Regions from separate parts of the Homo sapiens genome. Here regions 1, 3 and 4 are each linked to region 2. A link is a contact called in ENCODE Hi-C or POLR2A ChIA-PET data. All regions are on one chromosome and are shown on one strand. Each heading gives the region's core, a stretch centred on a gene start or an enhancer-like site at or near the end of the contact. The rest is flanking DNA. Distances are from core to core; before and after follow the strand shown.

Evidence for each region. A loop is a pair of places that touch in the nucleus more often than their neighbours do. ChIA-PET counts read pairs that join two places held with the same protein, here RNA polymerase II (POLR2A). Pooled maps may share reads with other maps.
Region 1: a pooled map shows a loop between it and region 2 (2.3-fold over the local background). The contact joins the promoter of IL11 here to the enhancer-like site in region 2. A Hi-C loop is called at or near these places in 3 of 168 maps with a recorded cell type or tissue (chondrocyte, naive thymus-derived CD4-positive, alpha-beta T cell and ovary), 7 of 37 single-sample maps with no recorded cell type and 19 of 50 pooled maps. POLR2A ChIA-PET finds 5 or more read pairs at or near these places in 7 of 52 experiments (GM12878, H1, K562 and 4 more).
Region 3: a loop to region 2 is called in a pooled map, with 2.8 times the contacts of the local background. The contact joins two enhancer-like sites. A Hi-C loop is called at or near these places in 5 of 168 maps with a recorded cell type or tissue (chondrocyte, ovary, prostate gland and 2 more), 1 of 37 single-sample maps with no recorded cell type and 12 of 50 pooled maps. POLR2A ChIA-PET finds 5 or more read pairs at or near these places in 4 of 52 experiments (B cell, activated B cell, activated CD4-positive, alpha-beta T cell and 1 more).
Region 4: a pooled map shows a loop between it and region 2 (2.4-fold over the local background). The contact joins the promoter of TMEM150B here to the enhancer-like site in region 2. A Hi-C loop is called at or near these places in 1 of 168 maps with a recorded cell type or tissue (CD8-positive, alpha-beta T cell), 2 of 37 single-sample maps with no recorded cell type and 14 of 50 pooled maps. POLR2A ChIA-PET finds 5 or more read pairs at or near these places in 6 of 52 experiments (H1, MCF 10A, OCI-LY7 and 3 more).

The regions. Positions count from the first base shown.
Region 1 is chr19:55,367,515-55,372,171 of GRCh38, forward strand. IL11 (interleukin 11) reads right to left here and starts at 2,949. Exons shown (of 5, transcript NM_000641.4): 1 at 2,790-2,949; 2 at 1,255-1,427; 3 at 969-1,055; 4 at 696-857. The coding sequence starts at 2,796. RefSeq lists enhancers at 1,204-2,045, 2,889-3,729, 4,465-4,657, a silencer at 1,712-1,891 and a cis regulatory region at 4,645-4,657.
Region 2 is chr19:55,501,013-55,505,392 of GRCh38, forward strand. SSC5D (scavenger receptor cysteine rich family member with 5 domains) reads left to right here. Exons shown (of 14, transcript NM_001144950.2): 12 at 22-189. Among named protein-coding and RNA genes, the nearest start is that of SSC5D, 15 kb to the left of the region's middle. RefSeq lists silencers at 2,684-2,773, 2,824-2,873. Within about 2 kb of position 2,884, at least 28 of the 41 ENCODE cell types and tissues checked have a DNase peak (open chromatin) inside an H3K27ac peak, as active enhancers do; they include B cell, CD8-positive, alpha-beta T cell, GM12878 and 1 more, where a contact is called at or near this core.
Region 3 is chr19:55,275,137-55,279,270 of GRCh38, forward strand. It overlaps HSPBP1 (HSPA (Hsp70) binding protein 1), which reads right to left. Exons shown (of 8, transcript NM_012267.5): 3 at 2,506-2,710. Among named protein-coding and RNA genes, the nearest start is that of HSPBP1, 2.9 kb to the right of the region's middle. RefSeq lists enhancers at 1,104-1,213, 2,565-3,065. Within about 2 kb of position 1,740, at least 7 of the 41 ENCODE cell types and tissues checked have a DNase peak (open chromatin) inside an H3K27ac peak, as active enhancers do; they include B cell, where a contact is called at or near this core.
Region 4 is chr19:55,322,684-55,327,002 of GRCh38, forward strand. It overlaps TMEM150B (transmembrane protein 150B), which reads right to left and starts at 2,658. Exons shown (of 8, transcript NM_001282011.2): 1 at 2,589-2,658; 2 at 1-60.

The sequences.
Region 1 (4,657 bases), core at 1,699-4,198, 130 kb before region 2:
TAATGGTGCGATCTCGGCTCACTGCAACCTCCGCCTCCCAGGTTCAAGCGATTCTCCTGCCTCAGCCTCCCAAGTAGCTGGGATTACAGGCATGCACCACCACGCCTGGCTAATTTTGTATTTTTAGTAGAGACAGGGTTTCACCATGTTGGTCTGGCTGGTCTTGAACTCCCGACCTCAGGTGATCCACTTGCCTCGGCCTCCCAAAGTGCTGGGATTACAGGCGTGAGCCACCACGCCTGGCCAGGTCCATGGTTTTCAATGTCATGGGGCCAGGGTCTCCAAGTCTTGAGGTGAGGATTTGAATTCTCAAGGCTTTGGGCTTCAGGATGGGGTCTTGGGTCTTAGGGGCTGGGATCTGGGGACTTTGAGGTCATGGATGATGGAGTCTCAGGGTCTTGGGTGAGAATTTGAAGTTTCTGGGCAGGATTTGGGGGTCTAGGGCCTCAGGGTCTCAGGGCCACAGGATCTTGGGACTGCAGGGTCAGGGTCTCAGAGCAGGACTGTTAGGGTCAGGGTCTCAGAGCGGGGCTGTTACGGTGTCAGGGTCTCAGAGCGGGCTGTTAGGGTGTCAGGGTCTCAGAGCGGGGCTGTTGCACTCGGGTCTGGGGTCTCAGGCTTCAAGGACTCAGGCCACAGGATTTTGGGGCCAGGGGTGGGGGTCTGGGGTGTCAGGTCTTGGGGCCAGGACATACCAGGAGCTGCAGCCGGCGCAGCAGCCGGTCCAGTCGGGCCTGCAGGGTGCCCAGCTCGGGCTCCAGGGTCTTCAGGGAAGAGCCACCTGCCCGGCGCAGCCACTGCACGTGCCGCAGGTAGGACAGTAGGTCCGCTCGCAGCCTTGTCAGCACACCTGGGAGCTGGGGATAGAGCCGGGACATCAGAGAACACCCGACCAGTGCCCCTCATCCTCCCCGCCCCCTTCACTGCCTGCCTCCCACCTTGTCCCCAGCCCACTCCCTTGCCCTTACCTGTAGAGCTCCCAGTGCCCCCGCACTCATGGCCAGGGTGGGCAGGGAATCCAGGTTGTGGTCCCCGTCAGCTGGGAATTTGTCCCTCTGGCAGGGAAAAAAGCTGTGAGGTGGCCCCTGCCCAGCCTCGGGGCTCCCTCCATCCCCCACGCCAGGCCCCCAACTCTTCCCCTCCCTCACTCTGCCACCTGAGAGCCCAGAACCCCTCCAAGTGGCTGCCCGCAGACTCCTCTCCGTTCCTCTCTGCCTCTCACTCCTGTGCTGGCCCCAGCCCAGTCTCTCCTACCAGCTGTGCAGCCAGCTGCCGCGTGTCCGCCAGGAGAGAGCGGGTCAGGAGCACGGTGCTGTCCAGCTCGGCCCGAGGGTCTGGGGAAACTCGAGGGGGGCCAGGTGGTGGCCCAGGGGCGACAGCTGTATCTGGCCACAGGCTCAGCACGACCAGGACCAGGCGGCAAACACCTGGGGGCAGGATAAGGCAGAGAGCTCAGGCTGGACTCCGGGTCTGAGAGAGGAGGGCCTGGGCCTGGACTCCCGGGTCTGAGGGAGGAGGAACTGGGGTCTGGACTCCTCCTGGGTCTGAGGGAGGAGAGGCTGGGGGCCTGGACTCCTAGGTCTGAGGGAGGAAGGCCTGGGGTCTGGACTCCTGGGTCTCGGGGAGGAGGGTCTGGGGCCTGGACTCCCGGCCTTAGGGAGGATGGAGCTGGAGGTCTTAAGTCCCAGGGTGGAACGCCCGCGGGCAGGTCGCAGGGCCAGGCGGGCTTCCCTCTCCCTCCCTGGCTCTGGCTGCCCCGCCCGTCGGAGCAGACGCGGCCCGGGGCGGGTAGACGGGCCGGGCGTCTCCCGTCCGCCCCCGGACGCCGGAATCTGGGCCCCGGGGCGGGGCATGGTGGGGGAGGCACAGGCCAGAACCTGCCCCCTCCCCGGGCCGCGGGAGCCCGAGCTGGCTGGGAGCAGGGGAAGGAGCCAGAAGCCAGGACGGAGCCCGGGAGACACGGACCTCTCCCACGGGAGACCCCTTAGACGCCCTCCCAGGAGCCCCGCCGGGTGGGCGGCAGAAGCCCGGGCCGCAGCGCACCTGGGCGGAGAGGGGCAGAGCCATGGGCCCGGCCGGGCCGCGGGAGCGGGAGAGCTGGCGGCGGGGGGCGCGGGGGGCGCGGGGGGCGCGGGGGTCCGGAGCTCGCTCCCCGCAGCCCACCCCGGCCGCCCCGCCCACCCGGCCACCCGCCAGCCAATCAGCGCTCCCCGGCCGCCCGCGCCTCGCACACCCCCAGCCCGCCCCCCGGGCCCGCCAGCCGTCGGTCTGTCCGCGCCTCCGTCGGCCGCATCTGCCCGGCTCTCCCCGCTTTCCCCCCGCGCCCAGTCTCTCTCCTCCCCCCGGCTGGGGTCGCTACTCCCTGGCTTGCTCCGCTCTCCGCGGACCCTGCCTCAGTTTCCCTCCGGAGCCTCTCTGCCGGAATCCCAGGGAGTCTCCCGGTCCCCGCGGGCTCCCTGGGGCCTGGGTCGATGGGGGTCACCTCCCTCCCGGCACCAGTCCCTGCGTCCCTGCCCCTGCTCGGTCTCCGCGTCTCGCTCCCTCTCGGGGCCCTGTCTGGCCCGTCCCTCCTGCGGCGCCTCTGATTGGCTGCCTCCATCCGCTCCTGTCTGTGTCTCTCTCTGCCCATCTCCTCCGCCGCCTCCTGTCTCCGAAGCTGCTCTCCTCCCCGGCTGCCTGTCTCCGGGTCCCTCTCTGTGCGACTCAGCGGGGTCTGCTCCCACCCCCGCCGTGGGTCCCTCTCCTCCCTGCCTCCCTGTCCCCTCCACCCTCCCCATGAACCAACTTACAGTTCATGTCCCCACAGGGCCAGGGGTTCCCCAGGGCAGGGGGCAGGGAGCCGGGGGCCTTTAACCCTTCCCTGTCCGCTGCCGGGGGAGCCCCGAGGGTCAGCTGGGCCGCGGCCTGGGGAGGGGAGGCATGTGCCCTGAGCAGCAGGGCCGCGGCAGTGAGGGAGTGTGGACGCCTGGGGGGTTATATAGGGGGCTGGGGCGGGCGGGCGGGGGGCAGGCGGCAGGGGAGGGCGGCCTGACACATCCTGACTCACCCTCCCTGCCTGCCTTTTCCATTCAGACGGAGCGGCTGCCTTGCAGGGCTCACGCCGCCGCGCTCGGAGGAGGGCACGGAAGGAAAAGTTGGAAAAGTTGAAAAGGGAAAGGGGGGGGTGGTCGGAGAGGGGCTGGTGAGGTCATTGGCGTCCCCTCCCTCCACCTCCACGGGCCGGAGCAGACACTCAGGCTCAAGCGCTGGGGCCCGACTGTGGGTGGGGGTCCGGCTGGACCAGGACTAGCAGAGAGAGATGGGGAGGCAGGAGGACGGAAAGGCAGAGAAAGGCCGGACGGAGGGACAAGACAGGGGCCTGGAGAGGTGGAGGCAGGAGGAAGAGGGAGTGGAAGGGAAGGAGAGAGAGAGAGACACACACACACACAGAGTGAAGGACAGACTGAGACAGAGACAGGGAGATGGAGATCCACAGAGATGGAGGCAGCCAGAGAGACACACCAGAGAAGCAAAGAGGATCAGAGGGGCAGCCCTGGAGACAGAGGGAGAGGTTCTGGGAGTCAGAGATCAGAGAGCGGGAGGAAGACAGCAGGAGGGACTTGGGGAGACCCAGGGAGACCCCGAGGGGAAAGGAACAGAGACACCAAGACTCTGAGACAGAGGATGCCGCAGCTGAAGAAAGGCACCAGGCAAACAGAGACACGGGGCAGAGTGACAGGGACGGAGAGGCCCCAGGGACAGAAAAGGGGAGACAGAGATATTAGAAAGACAGAGACGCTGAGATGTTGGGGACTCAGCAATGGGGGCAGAGAGTAAAAGCCTTTCTCATTTTTTGTTTGTTTTTTGTTTGTTTGTTTTTTGGTACTGAGTCTCACTCTGTCACCCAGGCTGGAGTGCAATGGCGCGATCAATGGCACAATCTCAGCTCACTGCAACCTCCACCTCCCGGGTTCAAGCGATTCTCCTGCCTCAGCCTCCCAAGTAGCTGGGATTACAGGTGTGCGCCACCACACCCGGCTAATTTTGTATTTTTAGTAGAGACGGGGTCTTACCATGTTGGCCAGGCTGGTCTCGAACTCCTGACTTCGTGATCCGCCTGCCTCGGCCTCCCAAAGTGCTGGGATGACAGGTGTGAGCTACCGTGCCTGGCCTCGTTTTTGGTTTTTTTGAGACAGAGTCTCGCTGTGTCACCCAGGCTGGGGTGCAGTGGTGTGATCTCAGCTCACTGTAACCTCCGCCTCCCAGGTTCAAGTGATTCTCATGCCTCAGCCTCCTGAGTAGCTGGGATTACAGGCACCCGCCACCATGCCTGGCTATTTTTTGTATTTTTAGTAGAGATAGGGTTTTGCCATGTTGCCCAGGCTGGTCTCAAACTCCTGAGCTCAGGTCATCCTCCCGCCTCAGCCTCCCAAAGTGGTGGGAATACAGGTGTGAACCACCACGCCTGGCCTTTTGAAAAGCCTTTCTCAAAGAGGCAGGTGGAGACAGGAAGGAGGAGGAGAGACGGAGACTGAGGACCAAGAGGCGCTGAGACACTCCATAGAGGCAAGACCTCCATGTGCGACTCTCCCCCTCTGTGCCTCAGTTTCCTCATCTGTGAAGGGGGGTTAATGATGCACCCTCATCCGCCTAAATGCCACGATGAGGATAAAGCGAG
Region 2 (4,380 bases), core at 1,634-4,133:
ATTACCCCAATTTCTCCAAAGGCTACACAGACTATGACGATTATCCCCCCTGGACCTGGGACCCCACCTCAAGAGAGGACCTGGCCAAGGGGACTACCACAGCGGGGGTACCTGGACACACTCTCCCCTGGAGGACCACCCGGCGCCCGGGTAGCTCCTCCCCAGCAATAAGGCGCCTGCCGGACACAGGTGAGAGGCCTGATTGGGGTGGCCATGGAGGGCCTCCATAAACCTCCATTCGCTTCCCTGCAGGGTTTCCAGAAAGACCCTTCTCAATGAGCTGGCTGAGGCCTCGGGGCACCCTGGAAAGGTTTTCCTTGGCTCCTGAGACCCTAAACGCATTACCTCCTTGGGCTCAATGGTGACACTTCTTCAGAGCCAAGGACACCATCTAAGAGATCAGGCTAAGCTCAGCAATCCTGAGCCCATGGCCCTCCTGTAAGCCACACAATATGCAAGCCTGGGGCCCTCAGTCAAACCCACAACCAAGGGCCATTCTGTCATCACATCATCGTCCCCACCCCAGCTCCCCCAGAGCAAGCGAAACCTCACCCATTCTTGAAGCTCACGCTCTGGTCCGGGCCTGGTATGGCTCAGAGGTGGGGACTCCTGGAGTGCAGCTTCTCTCCTTACCCTGGCCATCCCCTCCCTCTGGCCAGCAGAATCAGCCTCCAGGGCCACAGCTCCATCCCCCTCTGCTCTATGGCCTCTGTCTTGCTGCTGCAGCTCCTTCCACACCTGGGACCACGCCCCGCTTTGGCCCCCACATCACTGTCACCACATTCTTCTGCCTTTTTCTTTGCCTGTCTTCCTTGTATCCCCATCTCTCAGGATCCCTGCGAATCCATCTCTGCTCCTGTTTCTCACTTGCTGTTGGTCTCTTTTTTTCATTATCCATTTCTCACCCTCATCATCTCTATCTCTGTATTGCCCAGGATGGAGTGCAGTGGTGTGATCTCAGCTCACTGCAGCCTTGACTGCCCGGGCCCAAGCGATCCTCCTGCCTCAGCTTCCTGAAAAGGTGGGACTACAGATGTGCGCCACCACACCCGGCTCATTTTTAATTTTTGTAGAGACGGGCTCACTATGTTGCCCAGGCTGGTCTCAAACTCCTGAGCTCAGGCGATCCTCCTGTCTCACTCTCTCAAAGTGCTGGGCTTATGTCTGGGTTTATAAGTGTGAGCCACCATGCCTGGCCTCACTTCATTTTCCATGATCAAATTCTCTATCTTTTCTTCTCTGTGCCAATCTCTTTTTGCCTTTCATTTTCAATTTCTCACACTCGTCTTTATGCCGTATTTTTTTCATGGTAATTTCTTTTGCTCTCTCTCACCATCTTTCTCATTTTTTTTCTTTCGTTGTCAGTTTCATATTCCCATCATTTCTTTTTCCCTGTCTTTCTTTTTCAATTTCTCACCCTCATTACATCTATTTCTCACTCCAGTTTTCGTGGTCAGTTTCTCTTTATTTTTTTCTCCCTTGTCCTTCTGTCTTTTTGTTTCATTATCAGTCTCACACTCTCATCTCTGTTTCTCACCTAGTTTTTCCTGGTCAATTTATCTGTCTTTCCCCCTCAGTCTTTCACTTTTCTTTCAGATCTCACCTTCACCACCTCTGTTTCTCACTCCATTTTTCATGGTAAATTTCTCTCTCTCTTTTTTGAGACAGGATCTTGCTCTGTTGCCCAGGCTGAAGTGCAGTGGTGCGATCTCAGTTCACTGCAGCCTTGAACTCCCAGGCTCAGGTGATCCTCCGACCTCAGCCTCCTGAATAGCTGGGATTACAGATGCACACCACCATGCCTGGCTAATTTTTTTTTTTGAGACAGAGTCTTGCTGTGTTGCCCAGGCTGGAGTGCAGTGGCGTGGTCTCGGCTCACTGCAACCTCCACCTCCCGGGTTCAAGTGATTCTCCTGCCTCAGCCTCCTGAATAGCTGGGATTACAGGCGTGTGCCACCACTCCCGGCTAATTTTTGTATTTTTAGTAGAGACGGGTTTCACCATGTTGGCCAGGCTGGTCTCAAATTCCTGACCTCGTGATCCGCCTGCCTCGGCCTCCCAAAGTGCTGGGATTACAGGGGTGAGCCACTGCTCCCGGCCTGATTTTTTGTCGAGATGGGTTCTCACTATGTTGCCCAGGCTGGTCTCAAACTCTTGGGCTCAAGTCATCGGCTTGCTGCGGCCTCCCAAAGTGCTGGAATTGCAGGCGGGAGCCACTGGGCCCAAACTGTTTCTGTATCTTCCGTCCTCTTGTCTTTCACTTTCAGTTCTCAGCTTCGCCACCTGCTTCTCACTCGATTTTTCACGGTCGGTTTTGCTATATCACCTCATACTCTCATCGTCTCCATTTCTCACTGCGTTCTCTCCCCAGGCCCAGCGCTGTGGTATCTTTTCCTTTGTCTCTTACGGTTGTTTTCTGAGTCTCCATCTCCCGCGCCTTCCCTGCAGTCTCCCGCGTGCTCTCTTCTCTCTCCCCCTCGTTTCTCTCATGGTCAGCCCCCTTCCCTCCGTTTCTGTCTCCCGCGGGCTCCTCTGTCCGTTTCTCACCGTCCCCGCCGCCCTCGCCGCTCCCTCACGGGAGGTTTCACTCCCCACCTAAGGGGCAGCGTTTCTGTCCTCCCTCTGTGCCCGTCGCAGTCGCTGTTTCTCCGTCTTCTCCCTCCCTTCCACTCTCCCGCCCTGCTCGCCGTCTGGGGCTGCCTGGGTTTCTGCCTCTGTCGCCCCGCGCCCCGTACCTGTGCCCTCCTGAGAGGCCCAAGCCTCCCGCTCCCGCAGGAGAGTCTCGCCGCAAGCGTCCTTTCCCGCCTTTTTTTTTTCTGGCGCTCAGCACGCATGCGCAGGCGCGGTGGGCCCGGGAATGGAGGGACGGGATGGGGCAGGCGTTCATCTGCCTCGCACCTCGTGACGTCACAGGCGCGCTGCGCCTCCTGATTGGCCAGCCGGCGCATCGCCCGCAGTAATAATAGCTGGGCGAAGGGCAACCAGGCCCCAAGAAGCGGGCCTTGAGGTGGGGAAAGGGAGGGAGGAAGCAGGCCCTAGAGGCGCCGTGACTTGGGGGTGGGTGGGCTCCAGCTGTGAGTTAGAGCTATCATTCCGTTTCCAGAGCCGGAAGCGGGAGCTCCGAGAGGTGATGCTCCTCGTTCAAGGACTGCCAGGGTTGCAGCGCCTCCCTAGCCCATAGCGCCCCCTCGTGGTGGAGGCGGGCACGTGCCGGGCACAGCGGCTGCGGAGACAGCGGGTCCGGCCTCGGGACCCCTCCCGTAGGGTAGGGAGGCAGCCAATGAGCAGAAATAAATGCAGAATCACAAACTGCGCCGGTGAAATGAAAAGACAGCCATGTGTGCCACCTTATCAATAGGAAGACTTGGAGGCGTATGCGGGGTGGAGTGGGAGACGAGGCAGGCATGCATTCTTAGCTTCAGGAGCAATGTAACCTTGAAAAAGTGACTTGGTCTCTTTGAGTCCCCGTTTCTTATTTATATTGTTTTATTTATTTATTATTTATTGAGACGGAGTCTCGCTCTGTCACCCACGCTGGAGTGCAGTGGCGCTATCTCAGCTCACTGCAACCTCTGCCTCCCAGGTTTAAACGATTCTCCTGCTGCAGCCTCCTGTGTAGCTGGGATTACAGGCGCACGCCACCACACCGGGCTAATTTTTGTATTTTTAGTAGAGACGGGGTTTCACCATGTTGGCCAGGCTGGTCTCAAAGCCGACCTCGTGATCCACTCGCCTTGGCCTCCCGAAGTGCTGAGATTACAGGTGTGAGCCACCGCGCCCGGCCACCTGTTTCTTTCTCTGGAAAAAAAATGGGGCGCCAGGGTTGTTGGAAAGGTGGAACGAGAGCTCACCTAGTCTGTGCTGGGCATGCATGACCCCAACTTCAGGCCATAGAAACTGTTGCTACACCTGTGTTTCAGATGGGGTAAAAAGTGAGGCTCAGAGAAGTTTAACTTAGGAGCCACGATTATAACCTGTTTTAAGTGATTTCACACGTTTTGCTCCTTGGATTGGGAACCATATGCTAAAATAGAAGCACGAGTCTGGAGTCCGACTCTCCTACCAGGTTCCAATCGTGGTTCCAACCCGGATTAGAACTAGTTGGGTGACTGCAGGCCCCAATTCAATGAACAAAATGTGTGTGAAATCGTTTAAAACCGCAGAATATTGTTTGTTAGGGTTATTTGCTGAAAACGAACAACAGCTGCAGGATTTCAGGGAACGAGCGATTATTTGTAGTAGAGAAATCAAGGAAACCTCACAGGGGAGATGATATTATTTCATCAGCAGGCCACAAGGAGAAATGAATTCTCAGAGAAGCAAAGGGTGGGAGAAATTTGCATTGCCAGAAATTTTCATCGGTGTTATCCATCTCTGCTA
Region 3 (4,134 bases), core at 490-2,989, 230 kb before region 2:
ATTCCATCAGCATTTGGGGCATTAGGGCCCCAGGCTCCAGACTACTAAATGCCAGGACTGATCCTGGTCTTTGTGACAATCTGAATGTCCCCAGGGTCAGCAAACCACAGCCCACCTCCTGTTTTTGTAAATAAAGTGGTATTGGAGAGCGTGGCAGTTCCTAAAAAAATGAAATACAGATTCCCCGTGACCCAGCAATTCCGCACCAAGGCACAGACCCAAAAGAACCAGAAGTAGGGACTCAGATACTTATATACTCAAGTTCATGGCAGCATCATTCATAAATGACCCAAATGTCCTTAAAGGATAAAGGGATAAATATAAACTGCTCTAGCCATACAACGGAGTATTACTCAGCCATAAAAAGGAATGAAGCAGCTGGGCGTGGTGGCTCAAGCCTATAATCCCAGCACTTTGGGAGGCCAGGGTGGGCAGATCACTTGAGGCCAGGAGTTCGAGACCAGCCCAGGTAACATAGCAAAACAGGGTTTTTGCTATGTTATATACTAAAAATACAAAAATGCCAGGCCTGGCCAGGTGCGGTGGCTCATGACTGTAATCCCAACACTTTGGGAGGCCAAGGTGGGTGGATCACGAGGTCAGGAATTCAAGACCAGCCTGGCCAACATGGTGAAACCTCATCTCTACTAAAAATACAAAAATTAGCTGGGCATGGTGGTGGGCGCCTATAAGCCCAGCTACTCAGAAGGGCAAGGCAGGAGAATCGTTTGAACCCGGGAGGCACAGGTTGCAGTGAGCTGAGATCGCGCCATTGCACTCTAGCCTGGGCAACAGGGTGAGACTCTGTCTCAGAAAAAAAAAAAAAAAAAATTTGCCAGGCCTGATGACATGCACCTGTAATCCCAGCTGTTTGGGAGGCTAAGGTATGAGAATCACTGAAACCCAGCAGGTGGAAGTTGCAGTGAGCTGAGATTGCACCACTGCACTCCAGCCTGGGAGACTGACTCAAAAAAAAAAAAAAAAAAAAAAGGAATAAAGCTCTGACACACGCCACAACATGGGCACGCCGCCTTTAGCACAATCAGCCAGACACAAAAGGTCACGTTATAATCATCTATATGAAATGTCCAGAACAGGCAAATTCATACAGCCAAAACGCTGATTAGTGGTTGCCAGGGGACCGGGGGAGGGCCGGCCTAATGGGTGCTGGGTCTCCTTTGCAGGCAATGGAAAAGTTCTGGAAATAGAGGTGGTGTTGCACAACATTCTGAATTGACTGTAAGTGGTATAAACAGTCATATGGGAGGATGTTCCCCTCAGCCCACCTTCATCAGCACTGTGCATCTTCATTAAGACAGAGAAGATACACATATATATTTATATTTATATACACAGAGAGCGCACGAGGCCAGGGAGGAAGTGGTATCTTTGGCTTTCGTTCTCATTTGATTACTAATAAGGTGTAAAATTGCTGCTGCTGTGATGATTGGACACTCAGCACAGTGCTTAGCACACAGCAGCTGCTCAACAGATATTTCCTGAACAAGCAAAAAATGAATGAAAGAGCAAAGTCGTTAAAAGCCATCCTGCGGATTGGAGCAGGAGTTCTCTGCCCGGATAAGACGGGGAGACACTGGGGAAAGGTAAGCTAGAGGGTGGCGGCTGCACTGCAGGTCTTCTCGGGGTGCTGCATGCGCTCACAGAGGAGGGCTTCCCAAACTCCGTCCAGCCCCTGTCCAAAATGAAGACACCTGACTCCCAGGCCTGACACGTTACGTTTACTCTGTGCCTGGTGTTGTGCGGGCCTGGGGGTTTCTCTCGGCCCAGCCTGCGTACAAGAGGAAGTAATCAGGACCTGCCCAAACCAGACTGCCATGTAGCAGCACAGCCTGAACTATGAACCAAGGAAGTGACACCCCAAATCCACACCCTCAATTGCTACACCACCCAACCCCTCCAAATGGAAGTGAGCTCTCCTCAAACCTTCTGTGAGCTCTGCTGCTTGGAGTAAAACAGCATTTACCTCCCCATCTGCGAGGCCCACCCCAGCGCTGTTTCCTGCGCCTGGCCCCTCACTCACTCTACTCTGCCTCAAGGGCCTGGCTGCTGTTCCTGAACACACCAGGCACACTCTGGCCTCAGGGCCTTTGCACTGGCTGTTCCTACTGTCTGGAATGCTTTTCCCAGAGATCATCCCACAACTCTCACCTCACTTCAGGTCTCTGATCAAACGTCACCCCGGGGAGGCCTTCTCTGCCACCCCACCCATGCCACTTTCCCTCTTGTACTCTGGGGAGTGGCAGTGGACACCCAGAGGACTAGGAGAGAAACAGCCATCTCAGAGCTGATCAGGGAAGTGGGGGACTCCACCTGCCATGAGGGTGAGGCAGAGCCTTGCTCCTTATGGCAATGGAGGCGAACAGGCTGATGGTGAGAAGGCAGCAGGGAGGCTGACGGTGTGAGCCCCAAGAGTAGGGGCAAGAGCTGAGAGGCAGCAGGACATGTACAGAGGGGCAGAACGTCCTGGCGGGGGAAGCGGGGTACCTGCGGCATTGTCCATGTTCTCACACAGGTCGGCCAGCAGCTCCAGGGCCCCCTCTCGCTCTTGCTGGTCGGCCGCCTGCTCGGCCTCCCCAGCAGTGGGGGGCATGGGCTGTGACAGCACTCGGAGGCAGCTCTTCATCTGCTCCACCTCCTCCCGCTGGCCTCGGAAGGCAGCCGACATGGCCTCCTGCAGCCACTGACGCCTCTGGAGACCAAGGCGAGGAGGAAAGAAGGAGATCCATCAGTCATTCATTACAAAGGAACAGCCATTAATAAAGACAGCCAACAACTGAGGGCTGATGTTCCTTCAGTCAACAAATATCGGCTGGGAGCTGTGGCTCATCCCTGTAATCCCAGCACTTTGGGAGGCCGAGGTGGGTAGACTGCCTGAGCTCAGGAGTTTGAGACCAGCCTGGGCAACATGGTGAAACCCCGTCTCTACTAAAAATACAAAAATTAGCCAGGCCTGGTGGCGTGAGCCTGTAATCCCAGCTACTCGGGAGGCTGCAGCAAAGGGAATCGCTTGAACCTGAGAGACAGAGGTTGCAGTGAGCCAAGATCAGGCCACTGCACTCCAGCCTGGGCAACACAGTGAGACTATCTCAAAGAAAAAGGAGATGAGAGCTAATACGTGACTGCTGGAATTTTTGGGGGTGAGGGAGGGGAGCAGAGGTCTCCTTAGTCACAGTTCTAAGTAAATTTGAGTGAGCTATTTAATGTTTCTGTGCCTGTTTCATGCCTCACTGTTGTAAAGGTTCAATGATATCATATATGTAAGTGGGTTAGCATAATGCTCTGTATACAGTAATTGTCGATTAAACATTATATATAATAGCTATCGCTATGAATCTGCAAAACAACTCTATGAGGTATATATCATTGTTATCCCCACTTCGCAGATGAGAAAGTTGAGTCACAGAAAGGTTGAGACTTACCCAAGGTCACACAGTCAGCAATTGGCAAAGCCTGAAATCAAACCCAAGCAGTCTAGGCTGGGCGTGCTGGCTCACATCTGTAATCTCAGCACTTTGGGAGGCCGAGGCAGGTGGATCACTTGACGCCAGGAGTTCGAGACCAGCCTGGCCAATGTAGTGAAACCCCTTCTCTACTAAAAATACGAAAATTAGCCAGGCATGGTGGCCCATGCCTCTAATCCCAGCTACTGGGGACGCTGAGGCATGAGAATTGCTTGAACCGGGAAGTCAGAGGTTGCAGTGAGCCAAGACTGCGCCTCTGCACTCCAGCCGAGACTGTGTCCTCCACCCCCAACCCTGCCCCCACCAAAAAAAAAAAAAAAAAACAGCAGTCTGACTACAGAGCCTGTGCTCTTCATGAAAACACACTGCTGCCTTCAGAAGCACTGTCTGTATGCTGGGCACTGTGTGCAGCCCTACTTAAAGTAGAACCTCAGAACTACCCTATACGGTAGTTATTATTATTATCAATTTGTAAATGAAGAACTTGAGATTCAGAAAGATGAAGTAATATACCCAAGGTCACACAGCTGGAAATGCTGAATCCAGGTTAGTCTGGCTCTGGAGAGGATATGTCCCCTCAGACTCTCTTGAGATCTGACCTTCAGTCAACGATAACCCCATCTAGCACAATTTATAGCCCACAATGCCTCCA
Region 4 (4,319 bases), core at 1,408-3,907, 180 kb before region 2:
GGGGCTGGGTGAGCTCAGGGAAGAAGGGCTGGCATTCGGGGTGGGGCTCAGGCAGACATCCTGCAGAGGCAAAGTCCAGGCTGCAGGACTGCCTGGGTCCTTTGGTCTGACTGCCACTTCCTAACGGCTCTCTGTCCCCAAACCACCGTGTCCTGTCTCCTTAGAACCTCACAGGCAGCACCGTAGCTTTGGGGGACCCTAATTTCCTTCCTCCAGCTTTGTGTATTCAACATCCAAACTCTCAGCCCTATCCTCCCCTGGACTCAGATCGGAGCCTCCACCCTTGGGGACCCAGGAGTCCAAGCTCCAACTCCTTCCTCCTTCCCCAAAATGCAGGAGTCCAGGCCCCCAGAACTCTTCCCTTAGACACAGAAGTCCCAGCCACCTCCTCTCTCACTATGCCACCTCGTGTCTTTTAATGGACATAAAATCCACATAACATTAGCCATTTTAAAGTGTACGACTCGGCCAGGCACGGCGGCTCACGCCTGTAATCCCAGCAGTTTGGGAGACCAAGGTGGGCAGATCATCTGGAGTCAGGTGTTTGAGACTAGCCTGGCCAACATGGTGAAACCCCATCTCTACTAAAAATGCAAAAATTAGCTGGGTGTGGTGGCGGGAGCCTGTAATCCCAGCTACTCCGGAGGCTGAGGCAGGAGAATCCCTTGAACCTGGGAAGCAGAAGTTGCAGTCAGTCCAGATCATGCCATTGGACTCCAGCCTGGGTGACAAGAGCAAAACTCTGTCTCAGAAAAAAGAAAAAAAAAATGTGCGACTCAGCGACATTAGTGCACTCCCAATGTTATGCAACCATCGCCTCTTTCTTTTTTTTTTTTTGAGACAGAGTCTCCCTCTGTCACCCAGATTGGAGTGCAGTGGCGCAATTTCGGCTCACTGCAACCTCTGCTTCCCGGGTTCAAGTGATTCTCCTGCCTCAGCCTCCTGAGGAGCTGGGATTACAGGCCGGTGCCACCATGCCTGGCTAATTTTTGTATTTTTAGTAGAGATGGGGTTTCACCATGTTGGCCAGGCTGGTCTCGAACTCCCAACCTCAGGTGATCCACCCGCCTCAGGCTCCCAAAGTGCTGGGATTACAGGCGTGAGACACTGCGCCCAACCTTTTTTTTTTTTTTTTTTTTCTGAAACAGAGTCTCCCTCTGTTGCCCAGGCTGGAGTGCAGTGGCACAATCTTGGCTCACTGGGACCTCCACCTCCTGGGTTCAAGTGATTCTCATGCCTCAGCCTCCCAAGTAGCTGGGATTACAGGTGCCCGCCACTATGCCTGGCTAATTTTTGCATTTTTTGATAAAGACAGAGTTTCACCATGTTGGCCAGGCTGGCCTCAAAATGCTGACCTCAAGTGATCCCCCTGCCTCAGCCTCCCAAAGTGCTGGGATTACAGGCGGAAGCCATCGCGCCCAACCCGTCTGGTGTATTTTATGCTCAGTGTAATGTTTTTGAGATTCATCCATGTTGTGGCATGTATTAGTGTTTCATTCCTTTATTTTTTATTTTTATTTTTTAAACAGCCAGGGTCGGCTGGGCAAGGTGGCTGACGCCTGTAGTCCCAGCACTTTGGGAGGCTGAGGCAGGTGGATCACCTGAGGTCAGGAGATCGAGACCAGCCTGGCCAACATGGTGAAAACCTGTCTCTACTAAAAATACAAAAAAAAATTAGCTGGGTGGCCGGGCATGGTGGCTCACGCCTGCAATCCCAGCACTTTGGGAGGCCGAGGTGGGCAGATCATGAGATCAGGAGTTTGAGACCAGCCTGGCCAACATAGTGAAACCCCGTCTCTACTAAAAATACAAAAATTAGCCGGGTGTGGTGGCAGGCACCTGTAATCCCAGCTACTCGGGAGGCTGAGGCAGGAGAATCGCTTGAACCCAGGAGGCGGAGGTTGCAGTGAGCCGAGATCGCACCACTGCATTCCAGCCTGGGCGACAGAGTGAGACTCCGTCTCCAAAAATAAATAAAATAAAATAAATAAATAAAATAAAAAATAAATCCTGTCCCAGTGGGGCTGATAGAGGGCAAAGCTCTCCAAGTCCTCCTCACCCCTTCTGCTGCCAAATGCCTCTCCTCTGGGTCTCGTCTTCCTCCTTTCGCTTCTTTTTCCGGAGGTCTCCGTTTGCCCAGACATGAATCTGAGCCACCCCCTGCCCTCAGGGGAATCCCTGTCTGTGGGCAACACAGATGATCAGCAGGTGACAGCTCCTCTAAAGGAAGTCACACAAAGCTATGAGGGAGCCCAGGGGAGGGAGGGGTCCATGCTACCTGCTCCTCCGTCGGCCCTCAACACTGATCTCCTGCCCTGCCCTGTCCTGTGTTTGCCACCTGGCTGATTCCCACTTCTCTTCCAAAAACATAATAATAATAAAGACGAGAAAGCCCAGGTGATCCTAAGGAAGACTTGTCCCCGCTCTGAGCCTCCATACCCAACTCGGTGTCCTGGCACAAAGATGAGTTTGGCTCACTGGTGTCCCCACGGTGCTTATGTGACCTGCTTGGACCCTCCCTGGGAGGACAGGGGACAGGGCTCCAGCCTGCCGAGCTACTTTCAAGTTGGGAATTAGGCCCCACTCACCGGCCACGGGTAGGTTGGGTGTCTGGAGCCTGAAGGATCCTTCCAGAAGCTAGGGCTGCTGGCCTGGCTCAGCCGAGGGGAAGAGGCTGTGCTTTTCCTCTGAGAAAGATGACGTTGCACTTTCATATTGAGGAAACCGCTTGTGGTTGGTGGTGGGGACTGGTTTTTATTTTTATTTTTATTTTTTTATTTTATTTTTTATTTTTGAGACGGAGTTTCGCTCTTGTTGCCCAGGCTGGAGTGCAATGGCGCGATCTCAGCTGACCGCAACCTCTGCCCCCGGGTTCAAGCGATTCTCCTGCTCAGCCTCCCAAGTAGCTGGAATTACAGTCATGCACCACCACACCCGGCTAATTTTGTATTTTTTTAGTAGAAACAGGGTTTCTCCATGTCGGTCAGGCTAGTCCCAAACTCCTGACATCCGGTGTTCCACCCGCCTCGGCCTCCCAAGTGCTAGGATTACAGGCGTGAGCCACCGCGGCCGGCCTATTTTTATTTTTATATCCCTAGATGTCTATGTCCCCTGCCTGGAAGTTTCCCCAGAGAGGGGATGTAGACGTCTAGGAACACAGAGGTCTCAGAACCTTCCCCAGGGAGGGGATGTACACCTCTAGAGATAGATGGGTCTCGGACCTCTGTTTTCTTGTCTGCAAAACAGGGATCATGATGGTCTGCCCTCGTGCAATTGTGAGGGTTTATTGGGGTTATCCACATAAGACCCTAAAAGAATGCCTGTCTGACCGGGCCCGGTGGCTCACGCCTGTAATCCCAGCATTTTGGGAGGCTGAGGCGGGTGGATCACCTGAGGTCATGAGTTCGAGACCAGCCTGGCCAATATGGCGAAACCCCGTTTCTACTAAAAATACAAAAATTAGCTGGGCATGGTGGCGGGCGCCTGTAATCCCAGCTACTCAAGAGGCTGAGGCCGGAGAATCGCTTGAATCCAGGAAGTGGAGGTTGCAGTGAGTCGAGATTGTGCCACTACACTCCAGCCCGGACGACAAGAGCGAAACTCCCTCTCAAAAAAACAAAAAAGAAAGAAAGAAAAGAAAAGCAAGAGATTGACTGGGGATGAGGTTGCTGAAGGATAAAGGAGGAGAAAGGCCAGGCGCGGTGGCTTAAGCCTGTAATCCCAGCACTTTGGGAGGCCAAGGCAGGCGGATCACGAGGTCAGGAGTTCAAGACCAGCCTGGCCAATATGGTGAAACCCCGTCTCTACTAAAAATACAAAAAAAAAAAGAAAAAAAGAAAAAGGAGGAGAAAGACCAGGAGTGGCTGGGAGAGACTTCAGACTGCAACGTGAGTGGGTCTGGGTCTGACACTGGAGAAAGGAGATGGGGAGAGTGGAAGAATCACAGACCATGTGCAGTTCTGAGAACCCCGGTCAGGTCAGCTGGGAAATGTGGTGCAAAGATCACCCATACGCAAGTCCATGGAGACCGAAAGCAAGTCAGTGGTTGCAAGGGGTGGGAAGAGGGGAGGATGGGAAATGATTGCTTATTTGGAGTTTCCTTATGGGGGTTATGAAACTGTTTTGGAACTAGATAGAGACGAAGGTTGCACAACATTGGGACTGTGCTAGACGACACCGAATTATACTTTAAAATGCTTAGAGTGGGCCGGGCGCCGTGGCTCACGCCTGTCATCCCAGCACTTTGGGAGGCCGAGGCGGGCGGATCACGAGGTCAGGAGATCAACACCATCCTGGCTAACATGGTGAAACCCCATCTC